2 separate regions of the Homo sapiens genome follow, and region 2 is linked to region 1. A link is a loop called in an ENCODE intact Hi-C map of the cell type or tissue named here. Cell type or tissue: PC-9. All regions are shown on one strand. Links, peaks and the distances in the headings refer to the core of each region. The heading gives the core; the rest is flanking DNA. Region 1 overlaps TMC1 (transmembrane channel like 1). Region 2 overlaps TMC1 (transmembrane channel like 1).

Region 1 (11,131 bases), core at 2,017-10,016:
TCTGATCTCTACCATCTATGCACGATACTCAAGACAATCTGTGCTCAGGCAGCCTCTTCCCTTCTGCCGTGGAGGACACCACGTCCTGACCAAGACAGCATCTCATTTGAATCTATAATGTCTTATTACCAGTGACTACTTGGCTTTATTCTTTTGGATTTTTACTGTGAAACCAAATCTCCTATATTTTAAATTAAGCTTTGTACATTTTTTTCTTGTTGTTATCTTCAGTTTAATAATTAAAGGTCCTTCCCTCTCTCTTATTGATGTACTTGTGAAATTATTTTGACCCTAGTATAGAGAATGTGCTCAATTATTAGCTTATTGTAGGATGGGCTGAATTCCTTTTTCTTACAAAAATGTAAAAGCAAAGTGTCCCTTAATATGAATCAACCTATCTTTCCTGCTGAATTTAGAATATAATCATTGCCAAAACAAAAGACAAATCTTTCAAACTTCAAAAGTCATGAAAACTTGTATATCATATAAAATTCCTTAAAGCAGTATTATTTTCTTTTAAATAATAATGTTATTCAATGAACAATTTGATAATGACTATATAATCCTATTGCTTCCTTTCCTTGAATCTTTCAAGAACTCCTCATTAAGGTCAGAATACTTTTATTTACTTATGTATTTACTTCTTTGTTATAATAAAAGTCCTTTTACTAGCTTGCCACTATCCACATACATTACCGTGTGTAATACCACCAGCCCTGCATCCCAATTCGGTTTCCTAATAGCTGTTTGCCTTTGGTCAAGTTATGGTTCTTGTAATAAGGAATATTTAGAAATTGAGCATTCCTAATAAAAAAAAATCTAAACTCTTAAATGCTCCAAGATATGAAATGTTTCGAGCACCGATATGATGCCACAAGTGAAAAATTCCACACCTCACCTCACGTGACAGGTCACAGTCAAAACACCATCAAATCTTTGTTTCATGAACAAGGCTACTTAAAATATTGGATAAAATCACTTTCAGGCTATATGTACAGGTGTATATGAAACTAAATGAATGTTGTGTTTAGACTTCAATGTCATCTTCAAGATATCTCATTATGTATACGGAAATATGCCAAAATCTGAAAAAATTTGAAATATGAAACACTTCTGGTCTCAAGCATTTTGGATAAGGAATACTCAGCCTGTACTGTGTGCTACATACTCTGAGCTATCTGCTATTTCATGCATTATCTCACTTGATGCTTTTTGAGGTAGATACTATTATTTTCTCCATTTCACATATAAGAACACTCGAGCTTAGTCTCAGATATAAATACCCACCATGAAGTGGGTTGTGAAGTGAGGGACCTTACTTACCAATCACAGTTCACTGCATGATGCAGACATTGGAGAAATACAGCTATTAAAATCACTACTAACCCCAGCAATGATGCATACCAAATTAATGACTGATACCAGCATGCAGCAAGCCTGTAAGTGAATAAAATCAGTGTAATGGCTTTCTTATATTTTCTTGACCTTTAAAATTTCTCTCATTGCCTTAGTATTGTTTTCAGGCAGGCCTTGAAATAACTATCATAGAACACTCTGGTTTCTGTATCCCCTGCTGACCGACAAATCATATTTCACCAAACTGGATGTGAGAGAGCTGTCAAGGGCAGTGATACAATCTTGGGAAGCACACTCATCATCCAAACCCTTTCCCTCTACTTTCCCCTGAATTTGCCTCTCAGACCCTCTTGTCCACTCATTAGTAACTCTCTTACAGCAACTTTTCTGTTTGTCTTCCTCAACTGAGTCACTAACTTTCAAATCTCAAATGGACATTTTTGCCCAAAATTTTCCATTTCAGTGCATTGGGAAATTCAGAAGTATTTAAACTTCAGAAATCTATATATAAAAATCAAAAGACCTTTTGTTCATATTTTTAGTCCTTCCTTTCTCTGCTATGCCTTAAAAAACAGAAAAAGTCAGTGATCTTCGTCCTTGTTCTTATTAAGCAGACTGGAAGTTTGTCATTTTGCTAATCAGAGGAAGAGAATGAGAAATTAAAACAGTGGTAAAGGGACATAGTAATGCATTATTTGAAATTTGAAAGTGAGAGAGATAAATAAAGGGAGGGATAAAGGGAGGGGAGGAGGAAGAGGTGGAAGAAGTTAGAAGTGGTAGAAAAGAGAAATAAAATCTAGAAGTGATAGAAAAGAGAGGTAAAATCCAACTCAGAGGCCATCTCTTCTGTAAAACCCAGACCCGCCTAAGAAGAAATAAGAACCACTTGCTCAGTTCCCCAGGATCTTTTTTCCTTTTTTTAAATTTTGCTAACTTTGTGCACAGCATCTTGTATACTGGTTGCTTACGTGTCTTCCTTCTAATATCACGAGTACCCTGAAGTCAAGAATCATGTCACATTCATCTTTGTAAAACCTATGCAAGTTTATAATTCAGTTTAAAAAATGCTGAATTGAAATGGAAAGTCCAACTGACAGGGGTGATTGAAGATTACAAATGCCACATATTTGTTGCTATCATTGTGCCTCATGCTAACTCAATAGCTTGCTTTGTTCATTCGGAGATGGGAAACTTTTCTTAAGGTTTGCATGTTCTGGTACTCCTCACATAAACTGGTCCTGTGGTTCTTACTTCAAGGCTCTATGAATCATCCCCCTCACTCAGGATTTTCAGTCAATGAGATTCATTTAGCCTGTAGTGGATGAGGACTAGATTACGGGCTGAAAAGATGTAGCAGACCTGATCTCTTCTTTGGGAAACTCACAATTTAAGGAGGTTAAAAGTAGAAATCAAAATGTTTGTGAGATATACATATTAACACTATAAACAGGCAGTCTGCTTTTCCCTCCTTCATTCTGCAATCTGTATAAAATTTTATTCTCATTGTCTAGCCTCCAAAAATTACTTGAATTATCAATTCCTCAATTTCAACCTGGCTACTTTCCCACGCATATGCTTCCAGACATTTCTAGTCTAGTCACTACTTAAAAAAAGAATATGTGGAATTACATTGTTGTCGAAGACTTGAATCATATAGTCCAAAATGGTTTTTCAATGGACAGAAATAACTCCTTTCCATAGTAATAATCTCTACCTAAGGGAGCTCAAGGAGTAATGCTCATTTGAATACTACAATGGAATAATACTAATTTTAGTATTATTTAAAAGTTAGAATTTAGTATTTCTTAGTTTTCAATATTTAGCTTTATTTAGTACTAACTATTGAGTAATACTAAATAGGAGGCTTGTTTAGGAAGTAAAGAGGTTAATAGGAAGTGTAAAAGTTTTAATTCCCTAGGAATCCAACAAGATTTTCCAAAAAGCACATTTGCAAACTCTTCCTTTATTCTTTTCCAAAGTCAGTGATAAGAATATTTGCTTCAAGTCTTTGAACTCTGAGCTCACCTTTATCCAGTAGTCTATATTCCCATATAATCATATTACCATTGTCCTAAATCATAGTCACATTTATATAAAGGGACATGTTTCTTTCTTTCTTTCTTTCTTTCTCTTTCTTTCTTTCTTTCTCTCTCTCTCTCTCTCTCTCTCTCCCTCCCTCCCTCCCTCCCTCTCTCTCTCTCTCTTTCTTTCTTTCTTTCCTTTCTTTCTTAAAGGGAGCAGGGACGTCTTTCTTAAGACATTCAGCCTGACCCAGGAGAGGAGGCCGTGGGTTTCAGAATAAAATAAACTAAATAAAAATCCATCCTCCCACCAATACACTTGTGTGGAGACACTTACATTGAAGTCGTACAACACACCAAAGTTTGCTGCCGATGCCTCTTCGGCTCTGGGAACGGTTTTCCTAGGTAAACTGCCATATGGCAAACCCCAGAGGTACTGTATGAAGAAGCAAAGAAAGCAGTGAACAATTAGAAACAAAGTCTGAGCCACACATGTGATCACAAATGGTTTTGTTTAAAAGCCCTTCTGAAACATTTTTATGGGGACTCTTTGGGTCTCCATGTGGGGTCCCATTTTCTGGGAATCGACTACTAAATCCAGAGGTAAGAACAAAGGGAGTGCAAAGGACCCTGCATTCCAAGTTCAGGGGACCACCAGCAGTCAGGTCAACCACATTCCCCAGAGGGCTTTCTGAGGACCCCATTGCCACCACCACCACCAAACTGTTCTGACTTGGAAGTCTGGAAAGGAGAGAGGTAGCCTTTTGAGTCACATAGGACTCAACAAAACAATCTTACCCACACTTTCATAAGAGAATACCCCTTAGGAGTGAGGGTGGAGGGAGATTCTGTCCTTCATGTCAAGAGAGAGAACTCAAGGAAATCCAATCATGTAATTTGTGGGTGTCTGCAACGTGAGAACACTTGCACCCTGATTATGGTGTCTGCTTCATCACTAATTCAGGACTGCTGCCTCAAATTCATGCTACCAGATTGGAAGAGAAAAACGGTAGGGAGAATAGTACTGGGAAGAGTGGGCCAGTGAGAGGGCAAGAATAGGGTCATAGGAAGGTGCCTTGGTGAGAACTGGAAAGAGCACCTTTCTAGCCCCCATAGCTTACCAAGCAGATGTTGCTTCTTCTGTGAGATGGAAACTTCCCTCCTAAAGCTGGGAACAGAAGATGAATATGGCTTGAAGCCTGGGTGCAGAGCTTGACTGAACAAGGGCTGGACATCAATCTCTGCTCACTCCCTGTGCACAAGCTGCACAACCTCCCAAAGTAGGCCTTTGGCCCATCTGGCTTCCTGGTCCGAACAGAATAGAAGGTGGGTTCCAGACACACTGTCTCGCCCCAAAGTTCGGGGGCACAGAGGACAAAGGAGATCAAGGTCTCAGGCTTGCCCAGGGACACAGGACCTTGGGGCAAAAGGGCATTTGCCTTGGAGGAATACTGAGTGAGCCCGTCGGGTAGAGGCAGCTGAAAAATACAGCGTTGCTGCCAGGAGATGACTGCCCTGGCCTCTGGTGGTTCTGCAAAGTCAGCATGCAGGGTGTCCATTCTCTTGTTCTTTTGCTGGAGTTGGTAATCATTGCCCAGAAAACAGGATGCCCCTCAGCACCTAATACAACCTATAAAAGGGTATCCAAAGACAGAATGCTTCCTAGCTCTTGGAATACATCCAACCTAACACGTAGGCACTCCATCCACTACATAGCAGACATTCTGTAATTTCGTATTATTCAAATAAATCAGCAACAGCCTTTCATTTTCTCCACATGGAGGCAGCATGGTGTGGGGGAAAGAATAAATGCTGCTGATAAAACTCCATTTATACCTGCATCTGACACTAAGTAACGTCATAGTAGCCAGTGATGGAATGGAGGAGTTTCAGATTTCCTTAGAAAGGTAAGCAAAAAAAAAAAAAAAAAAAAAAGCTGGGGTTAATTTGAAATAGATAAAATACACACATTCAGCTTCATTACCTGAAAGTGTGCACTTGGGAAATAAACTACACAGGACCTCTGATCTTTGGTCACTGTCTTCTACGAGCCAGACAACTTTAGAAGCTCTGGAATTATCTCAAGGATTATAAAACTAGTGGATTAAAGTGCAAAATCTTAGAGAAAGGGATTGAATCATGGGTTCTAGTCCTAGATCAGCTTAATAAAAAAATATATTCCAAGATGTTAGCTAAGTCACATCAGCATTATGTGACTCCATTTACATGTTTTAAATGGGTGAAGAAAATGTCTTCTACAGTCTACATCATAAATTTGTTGTGACGCACAGTAAGTAAAAGAAGTGAAAGTGCTTTGTACTATTAAAAGCTCAAATCTCTTTATGAATGTAAAGCATTATTATTATTATTATGTTAATAGGAGTCTTAGTATAGAAACTGGCACTGATTTGAAGCTATCGGGATAAAAAGTCACCCAAAACCACCAAATTTTGGCCACTGTCAATGCTGTATGGACCAAATTTGCTTTGAAATACTGGTCCTAAAAGGTCCTTTGTAGGTTAACTAAAACCTAATCCAACTTCTGTAAGGTAAGCATTCAAAGGTGTCAGAATCATTTAACTTCATATGAGTGAAGGCTCTGACCTCAGTCTAGCTTTTTGGCCTCAGCTGACCCTTTCCCCACATTAGCTCAGGGCTTTGTCTTCTTTGATTTGGACCCTCTATGTGTTTTAGTTTCTGACTTTGGACCTCATCATCCCATCCCACTCTCATCCCATCCCACTATTTGTGTGTGTGTGTGTGTGTGTGTGTGTTGTGGGCATTATCTTACTTTGTATCTTAGGGGGAAAATGTTCATTTTGTGTTTCTTCAGTATAGAAAATCTGGAGGCTTTGAGTTGCATTAAGGAAGCATTTCTTTCAAAGCTAACTTGGCAAAATAAAGAAATACAACTCACAAGGTGTCAAAGTCTTCCTCTTGAACAATAGTTTTTAACATTTAGGAACAGGGACCCCCTTGGGAAACTGAAAGAAGCCATGAAACTTTCCACATAAAAATACACATTTAAACATACATGTGAAATTATACATAAGTTATATAATTTCAAGAGGCTTACACCCCCTTTAGTGCAAGGATTGGGAGCTTTGGCCCATGGGCACCATTTTGAAGGTTAATCTCATTACAAATCCTATGACTCTAAGACGTGAAAATAGCCAGTTAATTATTCTACTTTAAAGAAGAGATAAATACTTTTCTAGGAGAAACATTTTTCAGCATGTTTTGTAAACTGGAAGTCAGATCTCACCTCTGGCAACATGATGAGGCTAAATGTCAGGATAAAGAGAACCATATTGACTCCATACATCCATCTCAAGAAGAGGAAGTATGAGGCCACTGAGGAGCCAAACTGACCTATTACAAAGAAAATAAAAAGTTTGAAGAGAGATCAAAGCAAACAAACAAACAAAAAGAGCTTTGTCTTGGTTGCCTTCAAAATGAATCCATTAATTGTGAGGCATTGGTCCTTTTTATATTTATAGGCTATAGCATTCTTTTCTCTCTATTCAGGAAGAGAAAATGTTAATCATGATGGAAGCATTCCCTGTCATGTGGAATGTAGAAGGTACGTAGAATGCAGTTATGCAGACTGCATGTGACCTACCCCATCATAGTCCATCCAAGGGAAAGCTGCCTTTTGCTGAGCAGCCATGATTGCCACCTGCAGAGTGCATTTTATTTCTTGAGTTAATACTGATAACTGAGCAAATATATGTAAAGGTAACTACAGTGCCTAGCTAGTAATTAGCTATCACTATAATTATAATTACTGCTATTTTCTCTTCCTTTTCTCAGGCAAACAATGTTCTTCTCAAAAAGAGTTTACCACATCCTTTACGGATAGTTATCTTACAAGCAGTTCTGTGCTGTTTCCCCCATTACTGGAATTTTACAGGGATGGTATAAAAGCTGAAATTCATTCATTCACTCCACACATCTTATGCCAGAAATTATCTTAGATGTGAAGCACAATGTCATAGATACGGGTGCTGCTATAATAGAACTTACATTTTAGTGAGGTATGGATACAACAAATATGTAAGATACATAGAAAGATACAGAGATAGAGATACAGACATAGACATTAGCTATAGATGTAGATGACAGGAGATAGAGATAGAGATAATAGCAGGTCCTACAGGAGGGAAGGGAAAGTATTGAAAGGGGTAGCTTTAGAAAGTTTTGTCAAGGAAAGAACATCAGAGATGTCATCTAAGCAGAGATCTGAAGTTTGAAGAAAAGACAGCAACATGCTGAGCTGGGGAAGAGCAGCTCAAGCAGAGGAAAAAGCCAGAACAAAGATCCTAAGGGGCAAGGGCTTGGGACTACTGAGGAATAAAACTCAGGCCTGTGCAGTTGGAGTACATGAATGAGGGAAAGTGGTGACAGATAAGGATGGAGAGGCCAAACCACAGTGTGTGGGGCCTCTCAACCCATGGTAAAGAGTGAGAATTTTATTTAAAATGTAAGGAGAAGTCATTGACAGGTGTTAAGCATTAGGGCCAGAGGAAGGGGTGATGAGCATGACTTTTAAAAAACCACTTCAGCTTTGGGGAATGAATAGGCAATAGGCAAGAATGTTCAGTCAACTCACCCCTGCCCCCAGAAGTGAAAAGTAAAGTGATTGGTTAATTCTCATTGGGAGAGAGAGAAAAAAAAAGCACCCTCTTAAAGCAGAGAGTGGAAGAAGAAAAATGAAGAGGTTAAGTCTTAGGTTCAGATTTCATAGATTTACAAAAGCAAAAGTTTCTTTGACGGTCATTTAAGATTCAGCACCAAGTTGCTAGCTTTCCCAATCTTCCAAATTATCATTGTCAGTTGCCCAAGAAAAAACAACAAACACCTTCAGTCCCTGGCTGCATCAGCCCATGTGTTCTGTCCCATTCAGCTAACATTCAGCTAAACATCTCTATTGACCAATGATTTTCTGGAGCCTTCTGGCTTTGAAACATTATCAGTGGGGAAGCATTATCAATGGAAAAGGAAGGTTCATGGGTAGCAAATTCCAGCCTCTACTTACTTAGATGAGGCCGGCCTCACAGGACAGTAACACCTCTATTTCTGGACCTTTGTCTATTCTTTTTTTGTTTTGTTTTGAGATGGAGTTTTGCCCTTGTCACCCAGGTTGGAGTGCAGTGGCGCAATCTTGGCTCACTGTAACCTCTGCTTTACAGTTTCAAGCAATTCTCCTGCCTCAGCCTCCTGAGTAGCTGGGATTACAGGCACCCACCACCACACCTGGCTAATTTTTGTAATTTTAGTGGAAACAGGGTTTCACCATGTTGGCCAGGCTAGTCTTCAACTCCTGACCTCGTGATCCACCCGCCTCAGCCTCCCAAAGTGCTGGGATTACAGGAGTGAGCCACTGCACCTGGCCCCTTTGTCTATTCTTTACCTACCATCTTTCTTATTCCTGTAAAACAGTGGCAGGTTTTTTTTTAGAAACTTAAGAAGTCAATCTTTAAATGGATATTTTGGAAAAAATCAATGATTTTGAAGTCAATATTTTTCTTTATGCTCACAAGAGAATTTGGATTGATTTCACATTGCCGAGGGGTGCAGAGTTCTATAAGGTTTCTAAGGGTGTGTGGTTTTGATACACAACCCCACCCCACCCTACCTCAGCCCAGCCCAGCACTGTCACCAGGTGCACTGGTCTGCTTCTCCTAGGACATCTGATCACCCACTTGGCTCCCAGTGACTTCATACCATTTCATGGCCGTTATCTACATTCTCTGGTAACGACTACCTGAGGGCTGCTCAGCCAGGTTCACTCATCATGTTTTATTGAAGGCAGTGGACTTACAGTTTGTTACTCATTACAGTTACTCATTTACTGGAGGAAAGCCTTGGTCACTAGGTATCAATGTAAGTTTTTCCCTGGAATCGCATGTAAGATCTTCCAGTATGAAATCCCGCATATAGGATACTAACCCACCATTCCTTTCTTCCTTCCTCACTTTTTATGCTTTTGTTTTTCTAATTATTGCCACGGCCCATCCTCTCAGCACCTACACACAATCCCTGACAAATGAATTTCTTGCGTGTAGGGTACAAATATACTTAAATGCAAAAGACAGAAGTGAATTAAGATGTTTCAGAAAGTATCCCCTCCTCCAACATGCTTAAGCATCATAATGAAATATACTTTAGAGTCCAAAACTTCCAAACTCCAGTTCTCAGATTTGAGAGTGGCTTCACAACTATTTTATTTGGAGGTTGAGTCTTTACAGAATCTTAAGTGTAAAGAAAATGAATTGCAGGCCAATAGATTTCATTAAAACTAGAACGATTATAGGAAAGACCCAGACACAGGTGGAAGAGACTAAGAAATCCAGAAGACAAAGTTTCTTCCACACTAGACCTATCAATAGCAGAGGAGAAAACACAGTAACAAAACAAATGAAGATCTTAAAGTAGAGAAAATGAAACAACAAGTTGTCATAAAACTCCAGTTTTTCCTGTCTCAACACAAAAACAAAAAAGAAGAAATCTTCCCTCTTTATCCCTTTTATCTAGTGGTTCTATCCTACCGGATGTTGTTAACTAAAACTGATGTTCACTAAAAAGAAATGCCTGATTAGTGTGACTAAAAGAGCATAAATGAAAAGAATAGCAATTTTAACATACTTAATCTCTCAGTGTAAGGAAGCAAAATGAGTAATAATAATAATAATAGCTAGTATATCTTGATGGTCAGTTATGTGTTCCAAGAACTTTATCAGCATCAACTCATTATGCTGCCACTAGAACTTAATGAGGTTAAGTATTATTAGTCCCACTATGAATCAGGAAACAAAAACTTTAACACAGTTGTTGACTGAATCAAAAGTTGATTAATAATAGGTAACATTTAGTGAATCACTGTTTCAAACACCAATTTGATCTATATGTATTAACTTATTTAATGATCATCAAATCCCTACGAAATGGGAACTATTGTTTTCCCATTTTACAGAGACTTAGATCTATAGGCTACATAGCTAGTAAACAAGGAAGCCAGGCTTCTAAACCAGGCAGTCTTGAGCTACAGGTGTTTGACTCCAAATCTAGATCTCTCTTAACCACACTGCTATATGGCCCTTTAAGTAAAACATAGTTCAATTAATTTTCTTAAGACTATGATATATACAATAAACATGCAATGAATATGTGTTTCTGAAACAATAGGTATAGATAATATCCATCAATCAGCTAAAGCCAGTCAGATTCACAAATTTGATGCCCATAATGACCAATTCTTATTTCTTTAATCAGACTGATAAATGCTGCTTCCATAGTAAATTATTAATGTATAAAAACAGAGTCTCAGCCAGGCACGGTGGCTCACTCCTGTAATCCCAGCACTTTGGGAGGCTGAGCCAGGTGGATCACGAGGTCAGGAGTTCAAGACCTGCCTGGTCAACATGTTGAAACCCCGTCTCTACTAAAAATACAAAAATTAGCTGGGCATAGTGGCAGGAGCCTGTAATCCCACCTACTCAGGAGGCTGAGTCAGGAGAATCACTTGAACCCAGGAGGCAGAGGTTTGCAGTGAGCCGAGATTGCGCCACTGCACTCCAGCCTGGGCAACAGAGCAAGACTCTGTCTCAAAAAACAAACAAACAAACAAACAACAACAACAACCAAAAAACAGAGTCTCTGATACGTATTAAACTGAGGCTTTATGCTTAAGCATATTCTTGTTCCTGAATATTCTTGTTTCTTTCAAATTAAAGTTAAAATTTCAACTCTCT
Region 2 (11,131 bases), core at 2,072-10,071, 160 kb after region 1:
ACACGCCTGTAATCCCAGCTACTCGGGAGACTGAGGCATGAGAATCGCTTGAACCCAGGAGGCGGAGGTTGCAGTGAGCTGAGATTGCACCACTGTACTCCAGCCTGGGCGACAGAGTGAAACTGTGCCTCAAAAAAAGAAAAAAAAATAGTGGGAAATACAGATTTCTCCCTGGCATTCCCTCTCCTAGTTAAGCCAAGCCTTTCCTACAAATTCCTCCTTGCTCAATTAATACCAAACACTCTGCTGGTCTAATAGTAAGCAATTTTAAGAGAAGAGATTGTTGTCGGCATCTAACCACGTGTAGATGAGGAAACAGACGGTTCTGACATCCCCAAATGTACAGGAAAAGGAGAGAAACAAGTCCAAAGTCCTCCCCCTCCCATGAGAAGAACAGTAGGAAGGATTTTCACAATATGATTTTGGCATTTTCCCAAAAGACATAACCTTTTTCTCTTCTGGTCCCCCTTTACTATGGTTCACTGATAAAGACTGTGAAATTAGTTGGGCCTTCCTAGCAGGCAGAAGGCAAGGATCAGTAATCTCATGACCTAAGACCAGGCCCTCAACCTTGGAGAATTTAGTAATTGTATTATCAGGGCTCTGTGTCCACTGTATATGCTACATTCTTCAGCAACCTCTGGGGGCAGAAAAAGATTATCAGTAATAAGTGATACGATTATGAAGCAGAGAACAATCAGCACCTCACAACATTCTCCTAAGGGAGAAAAAAAAAAAAACTTACTTTGAATCAAAGCTGACCATAATCAAATCTGCCTCCCAAGGTCAAGGAACAGGAGAAGGATATCATTCACGTTCCTGGGAAAATAAGTCTCTGTATGGGCCCCTTTCAGTCACAGAGACTGGTAGGCAGGGAGGGATGAGACCCCAAGTCGATGGGTTGTCGGAGCAAGAGCTTGTTAGTTTGCCTTTGGATATGTGAGTAGATTTCCCAGAGCAGAGATTGATGTAGAGTCTATCTCCATTTCTGAGGGTATGTGGGGGGACTCCAGAAGTAAAGGAGAAAGCAAAAGATGATAGCCAAGCTACATAGTGATGGCTGAAGATTGTCTTTTGTGTTTTGTTTTGTTTCCATTTTCCATTGACAATATCTGCTCTGCTAGGATATAAACCCCCATCTGTGTTATCAAATGTGCAGTGAAGACTGTTACACATAAAGTCCCCATGAGGGTTTTTTCTTTTTTTCATATAATTCAAAGCAAAGGGGATGAGTGTGGCATTTGGTTCAGCATGGAGCACAGAGAAGGGAACTGGCATAGGAGATGTGAGGTTATGGAATGAAGATGGAGTGAGTTTTCCCACAAGCTGAAAGCAGGAGCCAGGCCTGAACCGACAGTAATCCCTGAGAAGATACAGATATCTCAGGGAAGACAGAGAACAGAGGGTCTGTGCTGACATCTGGGTTGTATTAGTACGCGGTTGTTATTGTTATTATTCTCCACTGGGGAGCCAAAGAGAACACATACAGCACAGCTCCCAAATACATCAAAGGCATGGGGGACCCCTTATCTCTGGGGGATGGATTTGTGAGAGGTATCATTGCCAGCTCTCAATATGCCCCTAAGAATCACTAACTTTTATTCCTACTCAGGACCCAGGGTAAGAAGGGTGGGAAATGTTGCCGTTTCCCGGGGCTGACATGCGGGTAGCTAGGAACATCTCATACCAGTACCTACAAATGGCCACTCGCTCTTCAACCTTAATCTAATGGAAGGTGAACAGCAGGTACCCTGAAGGGGGCCCTTCCTTTTCCAGAAACTGAAATCTGTCAGAGGGCGCTGTGACTCCACAGAATTGAGTACTTCCGAGCCAATCTGCACTATCATGAGGAGCGCAGTCCCTGTGCCCCGCTGACCTGCTTGGCAAGGGCATGGTTCCGGCCGCATGTGAACAGCACCTGCATCATTCTTTCTTTCTGTGAGTGAAGAAATCTTAGTGCTAGGACTTTGCACCATTGCACATGTAAAATGTGCTTCTCTAAAGAGCCAGCATTAGAAAGTATTTTACAAAAAAACTTTTCTTATTAGGAATTTCCTATCTCCTCATCTAAAAAGTCTCCCACATGTGGTTTTGTGGTAGTTGCCCCAGCTCTTTGACGTTAGCAGCAAAGCCCTCAGCAGTCTGGGTTTCAATTTGTGAAATTCAAATCCGCAAATATTTACAAGGGTTGCTGGTGGCCAATGTGCCTTCTACACCATCACAAAATGAGGTAGGAATCTAAGGTTTCATGGTACATACTTAGAAGGCGCAGACAGTCAGGTATCTCATAAGCTCTTTTCAGAGACTCTAGTGGTTCTTTTTCTTTGTTCTTTTTCCCTTCTTTTTTCTTTCTTTAGTTAGCTATGTGTTTTCTTCCAGGGGGAATGAAAGCTTTTAACATTCAAATACCATGGAGGCCTGCTGATACACTCTTAACTGCTATAAGAAGCCCAAAGCAACTATGTTACATACATGGTACTCTTGGTTTTCACGAAGAACGGTATGTACAATTCCTTATCAGGCATCATCTGCTATAGACTTACACTAAGAGGCTTTGACCAACTTTTTTCGTGGATGAGAAAGCAAGTACTTTCAATTGTTCTTTTTCTATTTCTGTCTTTTTTTTTTTTTTTTTTTTTTACAATTGAAACTGTGAACTGATAGTCCCAATTGTTGAAGTCATTATTTCTGTTCATCAAATGCTTCCCATTCCTCTTTCCTGAGCACATGGTGGGGCTGCATATGGCTTTGTGGTGAGTGGGACAACATGATTAGTTCTGGCCATGGATTTAACAGTAGAAATAAGATGTATTGCTCCAAGACTGGAACACTGAATTGTTCAAGAAAAACCTTCCAGAGCCATTGTTCCCTTGGCCCTAGTGACCAGCACCTTTTTCTGTGTGTGCTCCATTAAACTGGGTCCTGCAGAGAAGGTGATACAGATGGGCAGACAGTAAGAGCAAGAAATAAATCTTTGTTGTCTTAAGCTACTAGAGTTGAGAGTTGGCTGGGCGCGGTGGCTCACGCCTGTAATCCCAGCACTTTGGGAGGCTGAGGCGGGCAAATCACGAGGTCAGGAGTTCAAGACCAGCCTGGTCAATATGGTGAAACCCTGTCTTTACTAAAAATACAAAAATTAGCCGGGCGTGGTGGCATGCGCCTGTAGTCCCAGCTACTTGGGAGGCTGAGGCGGAAGAATCGCTTGAACCCAGGAGGCAGAGGTTGCAGTGAGCCGAGATCACGCCACTGCACTCCAGCCTGGGCGACAGAGCAAGATTCTGTCTCAAAAAGAAAAAAAAAAAAAAAAGAAACCCCATCTCTACTAAAAATACGAAAATTAGCCAGCGTGGTGGTGCATGCCTGTAATCCCAGCTACTCAGGAAGCTCAAGCAGGAGAATCACTTGAGCCCAGGAGGCGGAAGTTGCAGTGAGCCAAGACTGTACCACTGCACTCCAGCCTGGGCAACAGAGCAAGATTCAGTCTAAAAAAAAAAAAAAAAAAAAAAGTTGAGAGTTGCTTGTTACCACAATGTAAACTAGTTTACCCCATTGATGTAAAACCTGTGACAGAAAGGAAAACAACCTCAGGATGAAGCCAACCCCATAGATAGCAGAATGGAAAAAGTAAACAGCGTTCTGGCCATCACTGAGCCACTGGATCAACCCTCATCTGCAGGCCACTCTAATGCTAGACTTAGTAATTATGTAAGGAATAAATTCCCTCATAATTAAATCCACTTGAATCAAGAGCACCTGAACTGATACAGTGATTATGTTCCATGTTATGTGACTCCCCCACCAACAGTGGCTGTATCTTAGTGAAATAAGAGAGGGCACTAGACCTTAGAGCAAACAATATGTAGGCTGGTCGGGGTCTATGAAGTAGCCATACACAGAAGTTCTGTCTAGTGAGGACACCAGATACAGGGAAGTAACTGACCAAAATTAATACCATTTGGCTTCAAATCCTTCAGTAAGTCTATCGGTAGCAGCAGTTGAATCAGAAGCAGAGGAGGCCAGGCATGTTGGCTCACACCTGTAATTCCAGCATTTTGGGAGGCTGAGGTGGGCAGATCACCTGAGGTCAGGAGTTCGAGACTAGCCTGGTCAACATAAAGAAACCCCGTCTCTACTAAAAATACAAAAATTAGCTGGGCGTGGTGGCACACACCTCTAGTACCACCTACTCGGAAGGCTGAGGCAGAAGAATCACTTGAACCTGGGAGGCGGAGCTTGCAGTGAGCCAAGATTGCGCCACTGCACTCAAGCCTGGGTGACAGAGTGAGACGCTGTCTCAAAAAAAAAAAAAAGAAGAAGAAGAAGCAGAGGAGAGCTGCACATTGTGAGGCAGGCAGGGAGAGAATTGGAGAGTATGTCTCTCTCCTTTTCGAATTGTAGCATGCCCCCCAAGTCATTTCAAAATTCCCCCAACATTCTAGGGGAAAATTCATGAGGAGAATATGAGAGAATATAAAATAGATGTGATAGAATATGAAATCAGTCACATAAATTGTGGGACATAGTCAAAGTTTGTGTTTTCTAATTCAAAGTTAAAAAGTCTGATTTCTTTCCCATTATCATAGCGAAACAGGCCATGTCACCCCAAAATTTGCTGATGTGGCATGTTGATTATTTTGAGCTAAAGTCACCTGAGAAACAGCAGATGCCGGAAAGGGCTATGTGATCTGCCCTCTTCTACCTGTCGTAAGCCAAAAAGATTTATTTAAGAAAGTTGCCCTCCCTGTACCAGAATAAGAAAATAACTCTTATCACCATTGACTGGGAGTTGATGCTGCAATGGAGCTGTACAAATAAACTTTCTAAACTATCCCTTATCTTCCTCTATCTTTACACCTCCCTAGTGAATTCCCACAATTTACTGCCACTGGCCCAAACCCCTTTGTCTTGTCAGCTCTTCATGAATTTATGGTTTCTCTGTCTAAAAGGTATTAGAGCTTTCTGCTTTGTCCATTTCTTCAGGTCTTCTGCTGTCTCATGAGGGTCTCCGCGTACATGTAAAAATCAATAAAACTCATATATTTTTCTCCTGTTAACCTGTCTTACAGTGATTTAATTCTTAGACCCAGGTGAAGATCCCAAGAGGTTAGGGAAGAATTTATCTTTCTCCCCAACAATAGAAATTAGAAACAAACTAACAAAGACAACAGCAGAATGATGAGTATACTCTCATACCTCTCCCCGTCATAGATGCAGCCCCTGCCCCTACCATCGCCATATTAGTAACACCATGCCTGGGCAGGAGAAGGGGGCCCTTTGATGGAAGAGCAACAAAGGAGGTCACTGACTGAGGGTCTGCACTTGCCACCAACGAGGCTGCAACACAACCAGCCAGAGATGAGCAATATCCAGTCAGTTCCAAAATACCCTTCAGTCTTTGAGAAGCCTAGGTTTTCGCCTGTTTCCATTTTTCTTTTCTTTTCCTTCTTCTTCTTCTTTTTTTTTTTTAAAATAGAAATGGGGGTCTTGGGGCTGGGCACGGGGGCTCATGCCTGTAATCCCAGCACTTTGGGAGGCCGAGGTGGGCAGATCACCTGAGATCGGGCGTTCAAGACCAGCCTGACCAACATGGAGAAACCACGTCTCTACTAAAAATACGAAATTAGCCAGGTGTGGTGGTGCATGCCTGTAATCCCAGCTACTCAGGAGGCCAAGGCAGGAGAATTTCTTGAACCCGGGAGGTTGTGGTGAGCTGAGATCATGCCATTGCGCTCCAGCCTGGGCAAAAGGAGCAACACTCTGTCTCAGAAAAGAAAAGAAAAAAAGAAAAGAAAAGAAAAGAAAAAAGAAAATGGGGATCTTACTATGTTGCCCAGGCTATTCTTAAACTCCTGGCTTCAAGCGATCCTTCCACCATGGCCTCCCAAAGGGCTGGGATTGCAGGCATGAGCCACCACACTCCGCCAGATTTTTGCCTGTTTCTGTTTTCTGAAATGCTGGTTTTGGGTGGAGATATCTAACTTCCTTATTCCATGTGTTCTTTCAATAAAACTTCTCTTAATTACAGTGACTTGAAGGTTTCTCTCCTCTTTGAAAACTGAACACTATTTTCAATAATTATCCAATTTTTCCAACCATTTCAAAAGAAATTCTATCTTCACTCTAAAGAATTTTACTCACATTTTTAACCTTAAAAAAAATGATTCTTTTCTCCCAGAGCAATACTGTTTTAACAGCCCTGAGCCTAGTCAAGATAATAGTTGTTGTATCACTTACTTCCAGCAGATGGCGCTATTGCTGGTTCACACACCCACTGTCCTAGGAAATTTAATCTCATTACTAAGTAAATACCAACAACTGCTTCACAAAGGTAACTGCTTCTCCCTCTTCCTGAGAACTCATCACAGTTTTAACAACCACCATCTCCCTAACTGACCCATTGGACATTTAACAGCTGTCTTTGACGGTTCCATAAGTGTAAGACATTGAGCATCTGATACCTAGGGATGTTCTCCAGTCACTGCAGGCAACTTAGAATCTAGCAGGAGAGGTGGCCATTTAGCAAATAATCCCACAGATACATAACCATGGCTTTGATTTGTGCTTCAGAAGGAAACACGCACACCTGCTTGCTAATGCCACACATGACCAAGCCTGAGAGGTGGGACCCAAAGGAGAAGTAGGGGGTAAATTCTGAAGGAGGAGGGAGAGGCAGCCTCCCAAGGAGAGCTCACAGCAAGGTGCTGAGGCTGGAGGATCACGGCACCTGAGTGGAACCAACAAAAAGAGGCCAGAGCTTTGACACCAATGATAAGAGTAAAAGAAAAGAGAACTGACTGATGCCATTGATAAGTTCCTGGCTTTAATGATCCCCAAGTTTATATCTGTAATGATCTTCCCTTCCAGGTTCCACATATATGTTCCTGCTTGATGTATCCTCTTAGCTGTTTCAAAGGTAACCCTCAAATATATGTGTAGCTTTGACTTCACCATCTTCTCAGGTCTGTAGGGCTGTCTCCTGAATGTCAATGAATAGTGAAACTCGTCATTTAGTTGTGAAATTCAGAAAACTGTAAGAGTCCTGGAGTTGTCCTTTACCCTGCTGATCAAATCCTGTTGATGTTATCTACCACATCAGATGGTTTTTTTGCTCGATCAGTGATCAGCAAAAGGGCTGTTCTGTGTATTGTATGATATTCACCAGCATCCCTGACCACTACCCACTAGATGCTAAGTGTGATCTCTAAACTAGCAACTAGCGCCTCCAGGTAATTTGTCAGAAATGCAAATTCTCAGGCCCCATCCACGACCTACTAAATCAATGATACCCAGATATCTGCATTTTAACAAGGTTTCCGTGCCAAGGTGCAGTGGCTATAATCCCAGCACTTTGGGAGGCCAAGGAGAGAGGCTTGCTTTAGCCCAGGAATTTGAGACCAGCCTGGGCAACAGAGTGAGACCCTGTCTCTATTAAAAACAAACAAACAAATAGCCATGGTGGTCCATGCCTGTAGTCCCAGCTACTCAGGAAGCTGAAGTGGCAGGATTGCTTGAGCCTAGGAGATGAAGGCTGATCAAGGTTGCAGTGAGCTATGATTATACCACTGCACTCTAGCCTACGCAACAGTGTGAGACCATCTCTAATAAATAAATAAGACTTCCAGGTGATACTCAAATCCACTACAGTTTGAGAACCACTGCTTCAGAAACCCACTGCCATGAACCTATTCCATCACTTCTTACCCGGGCTACTGCAATAGCCTTGTAATTATTCTTCTCCATATTCACACTTCCTTCTACAGTGAATCTCAATCCTGACACACTTTATAACCTACTGGGAGCCAACCTAAACTAATTAAATCAGGATCTCTGTGGGTGACACCAAGGCTTTGATATTGTTTAGAAGTTTCCTCTGGAAAGCCAAGGCCAGAACTACTACTCAATGCTAATCCATTCTGCCTTGCAGCCAGACTGATGTTTAAAGCTGCAAGTCTGGTCTTAAGTAGAGGTGCCACCTCTACTTAAAATTCACCTTGATATAGCCTCATTTCTTAACACCTACAGGGCAAACCAACAAGCAAGGGGCCTGTGTTTAAAGCCACGCACCCCTCCCATCTTCATCACACTGACCTTCTGTCTGTTCTCTGCAGGCTCCATGCTTTGTCCTGCCTTAGAGTCTTGCACCACTGTTTGCTCTCTTGGCCTAAACCACTCTGTCTTCCTCTTTTTGCCTAGGAATCCTCACTTATTCCGCGGATCTCAGTTTCTTCTTCCCTTCCCCAGGAAAGCCTTTCCCAACCTTCCCTCTTATACTAAGGGTAGGTAAGAGTGGGGTAGGGCCTGAGTTTGCCCAGAAAGTCCTGATTTATGCCTGTTGTTCCAGGACAATTAACACACCCTCTTACATGCTCAAAAATGTCCTGTTTGCAACAATAAATTATATAATGCCCTCACCTGTTAGATACTGTCACACACTTTCTCATATACCTCCCCTTTGTGACTCATCACAGGTGCCACTTTACATTTTTTTGGTGACTCTTGGATTCATGTCCATCTTCCTCACTGGACTGAAACAGTTTGACACACAGGAGGCACCCAACGAATATGTGTTGAATGAATGAACAACCTTTTGAGGTGAGCATTAATTAGTGTTCCCATTTTACAGAAGAGGAAACCGAGTCGAAAGAATTTTAAGTATTTGTGTGATTTGCCAAAATCACACAGTTAGGAAATGGTATGGCTGGAATTTGAACCTAGCTCTGGTGTTTTTCAAGATCATAACCATGAAGCTTGGAGAGAGCTCTTTCACTGCCTGATTCAGTGACTAAGATTCTACAATAGCCCAGGATTGAGCTTTGCTCAGTCCTTTTTAGAACTGAACTCAGCTTGAAAGCTACACAATTATTTCCTTTCCATTGAAATTGCAATCTGCTTCAAGGAAATGAAGCTTATGGCTGTCAGAGTATAAAGGGCAAGTGTGTGGGAGAAGCCAGAGATCAAACGGTCAAATACACTTGTTATAGAATTTTTCATGAGCTGAAAATGCTATCATTTGAATCCAAGCTTCTCCCCATTGGATTTTTAAAAACTGAGAACAAAGGGTGAGGGAAAAGGCAGCTGTCAGTGAATAATCAGGAGGCAGATGGAATGGTGCAGGCCTGGGGACAAGGAGGAGAGGCAGCCAAGGGCTGGGACAGAGATCACAAGATAAGTCAGCATAGCAGAAGCTAAGAAGCTGCTTCTCCCTCAGCCCAAACACAGGGGCAACATTGGATACCCTGCAGTTCATCAGTGGGTCCCTCAACTTGCACCAGCTTCCCTTCCTCTTTCAATATAGTAATAGTAAGTTGTAATGCCCTGAGGTCACTTTGTCTCTGATTCTCAGTTTCCTCATCTGCAAAATGAAGAAGTTCCATCTAAACGACCTTTAAAGTTGTTTTTGGCTGTAAAATTTTATGGTTTTATAACCCACAGCCAATGCTGTTAGAATTGACTCAAGAAAGACAAGAACACACCTGGGTATTAGTAGTCATTCTCTTCTCAAAATCAGAAAAAGGATGGCCCATTTATGCTATTCCTCAACCCATAACCTTACAAACTGCACCTGATTGTTAAAAACGTGCCTCAGGTCAAGTCCGACATGCTTTGAAGTCTAAATTGAACCTTGAAGCTCAGAGCCAAATGAACCCCAACCAGAGTGAATGCCACAGTGTACTAAATCTCAAACTGAGATGAAACTTAAGCTATCATTACAAAAATATACATTTAATAGAAAAAATTGGTGGTGATATTTTTAATTTTTCAATAATTTCATTTGTTGGCAAGATGAATTATGTATAATTTTAGACAATTAAATCGGAACAAACCCAGATTGTATTAATAGTTCACATTTGTGAAACACAATGTATTTAATAGACATTTTCTAATTGGATCAAAACGTTTCATGAGGCTTTGTTTGTTTGTTTCCCCACACTGAGCCTCTAGCAAGTTTATAAGGTTGATGTCAACAGTAGAAGTAAGTAGCTAGGAGGTAAGACCAGCTAGGAGAATTTATTCAAATGCAGCTCTGATGTTTCTGTGCCTTGATGCATGCCGTTTACTTGTCCAGAAAGCTCATTCCCCAAACTCCACCTAAAGAAGTCTTGTTTTTCTGGCCTGGCATGGTGGCTCACACCTGTAATCCCAGCACTTTGGGAAGCCAAGGCAGGCGGATCACCTGAGGTTGGGAGTTCAAGACCAGCCTGACCAACATGGAGAAACCCTGTCTCTACTAAAAGTACAAAATTAACTGGGTGGCGCATGCCTGTAATCCCAGCTACTCGGGAGGCTGAGGCAGGAGAATCACTTGAACCCAGGAGGCAGAGGTCGTGGTGAGCCGAGATCACGCCATTGCACTCCAGCCTGGGCAACAAGAGCAAAACCCTGTCTCAAAAAAAAAAAAAAAAATCTTGTTTTTCTATCCTGTCACTTACCTGGGAAGCAGTTTTCTGGGGCCTCCACATTCTTTGACCTTCCTGCTATTGAAACATAGGGTCTATTTTTCTTCCCCTTAAAATTGGCCTCTACAACTCCTTGATGAATAGAATATGGTAGAAAGAATGCTGTGCCAATTTGCAGACAGACTTTAAGAAACTGGCAGCATTTACTTTCTGCCTTGGAACCCAGCCACCATACTGTAAGGGAGCCAAACAGCCACATGTAGAGGCTGGGAGTAGGTGGTCAAGCTGACAGCCACAGCTGAGGTCTCTGTCTACAGCCAGCATCCACTGCCTGACATGAGAGCACAGGAGTGAGCAAGCATTCAGATGATTATAGCCCCCAGCCTTTGAGTTACTCCCAGGTTTTGAGCTGTCCTAACTGATGCCCCATGGTATAGAGAGGAGCTGTTCTACACAGCCCTATCCAAATTGCAACTTCATGAGCAAATTAAATGATTTTTTTGTTAGCTTCATCCCTGAAGTTTGGGGCAGTTTGTTATACAGCAGTAAGTAAGCAAAGTGACAGGAGTGAAGCCGTCTTTAAATTCTCACACCATCCTACAACCACCATTACCATCAGCATGATAGTCATTAGGGTAGTTCATGATTATTCTCACTCTCTCCTCTTTCTGGGTACAAGACAAAAATGCACTCTCTCTGGGCACAATGGCTCACACCTGTAATCCCAGCACTTT

Evidence for each region. Peaks named below come from ENCODE experiments on the same cell type or tissue, not always from the same donor. Only the 100,000 strongest peaks of a DNase experiment are listed, where the experiment ranks them.
Region 2: it touches region 1 in a loop (3-fold over the local background); 7 of 110 quality-filtered maps call a loop at or near these places.

The regions. Positions count from the first base shown.
Region 1 is chr9:72,747,468-72,758,598 of GRCh38, reverse strand. It overlaps TMC1 (transmembrane channel like 1), which reads right to left. Exons shown (of 24, transcript NM_138691.3): 11 at 6,643-6,749; 12 at 3,715-3,813. Among named protein-coding and RNA genes, the nearest start is that of LINC01474, 120 kb to the left of the region's middle. In PC-9, for the core only: a CTCF peak has its summit at 5,148; no DNase peak of the experiment used is centred there.
Region 2 is chr9:72,588,049-72,599,179 of GRCh38, reverse strand. The region is part of intron 2 of TMC1 (transmembrane channel like 1); the gene reads right to left. Among named protein-coding and RNA genes, the nearest start is that of TMC1, 72 kb to the right of the region's middle. RefSeq lists an enhancer at 6,459-6,518. In PC-9, for the core only: CTCF peaks have their summits at 6,063 and 6,263 (motif pointing right); DNase peaks (open chromatin) are centred at 6,249 and 8,459; H3K27ac peaks cover 1,918 bases.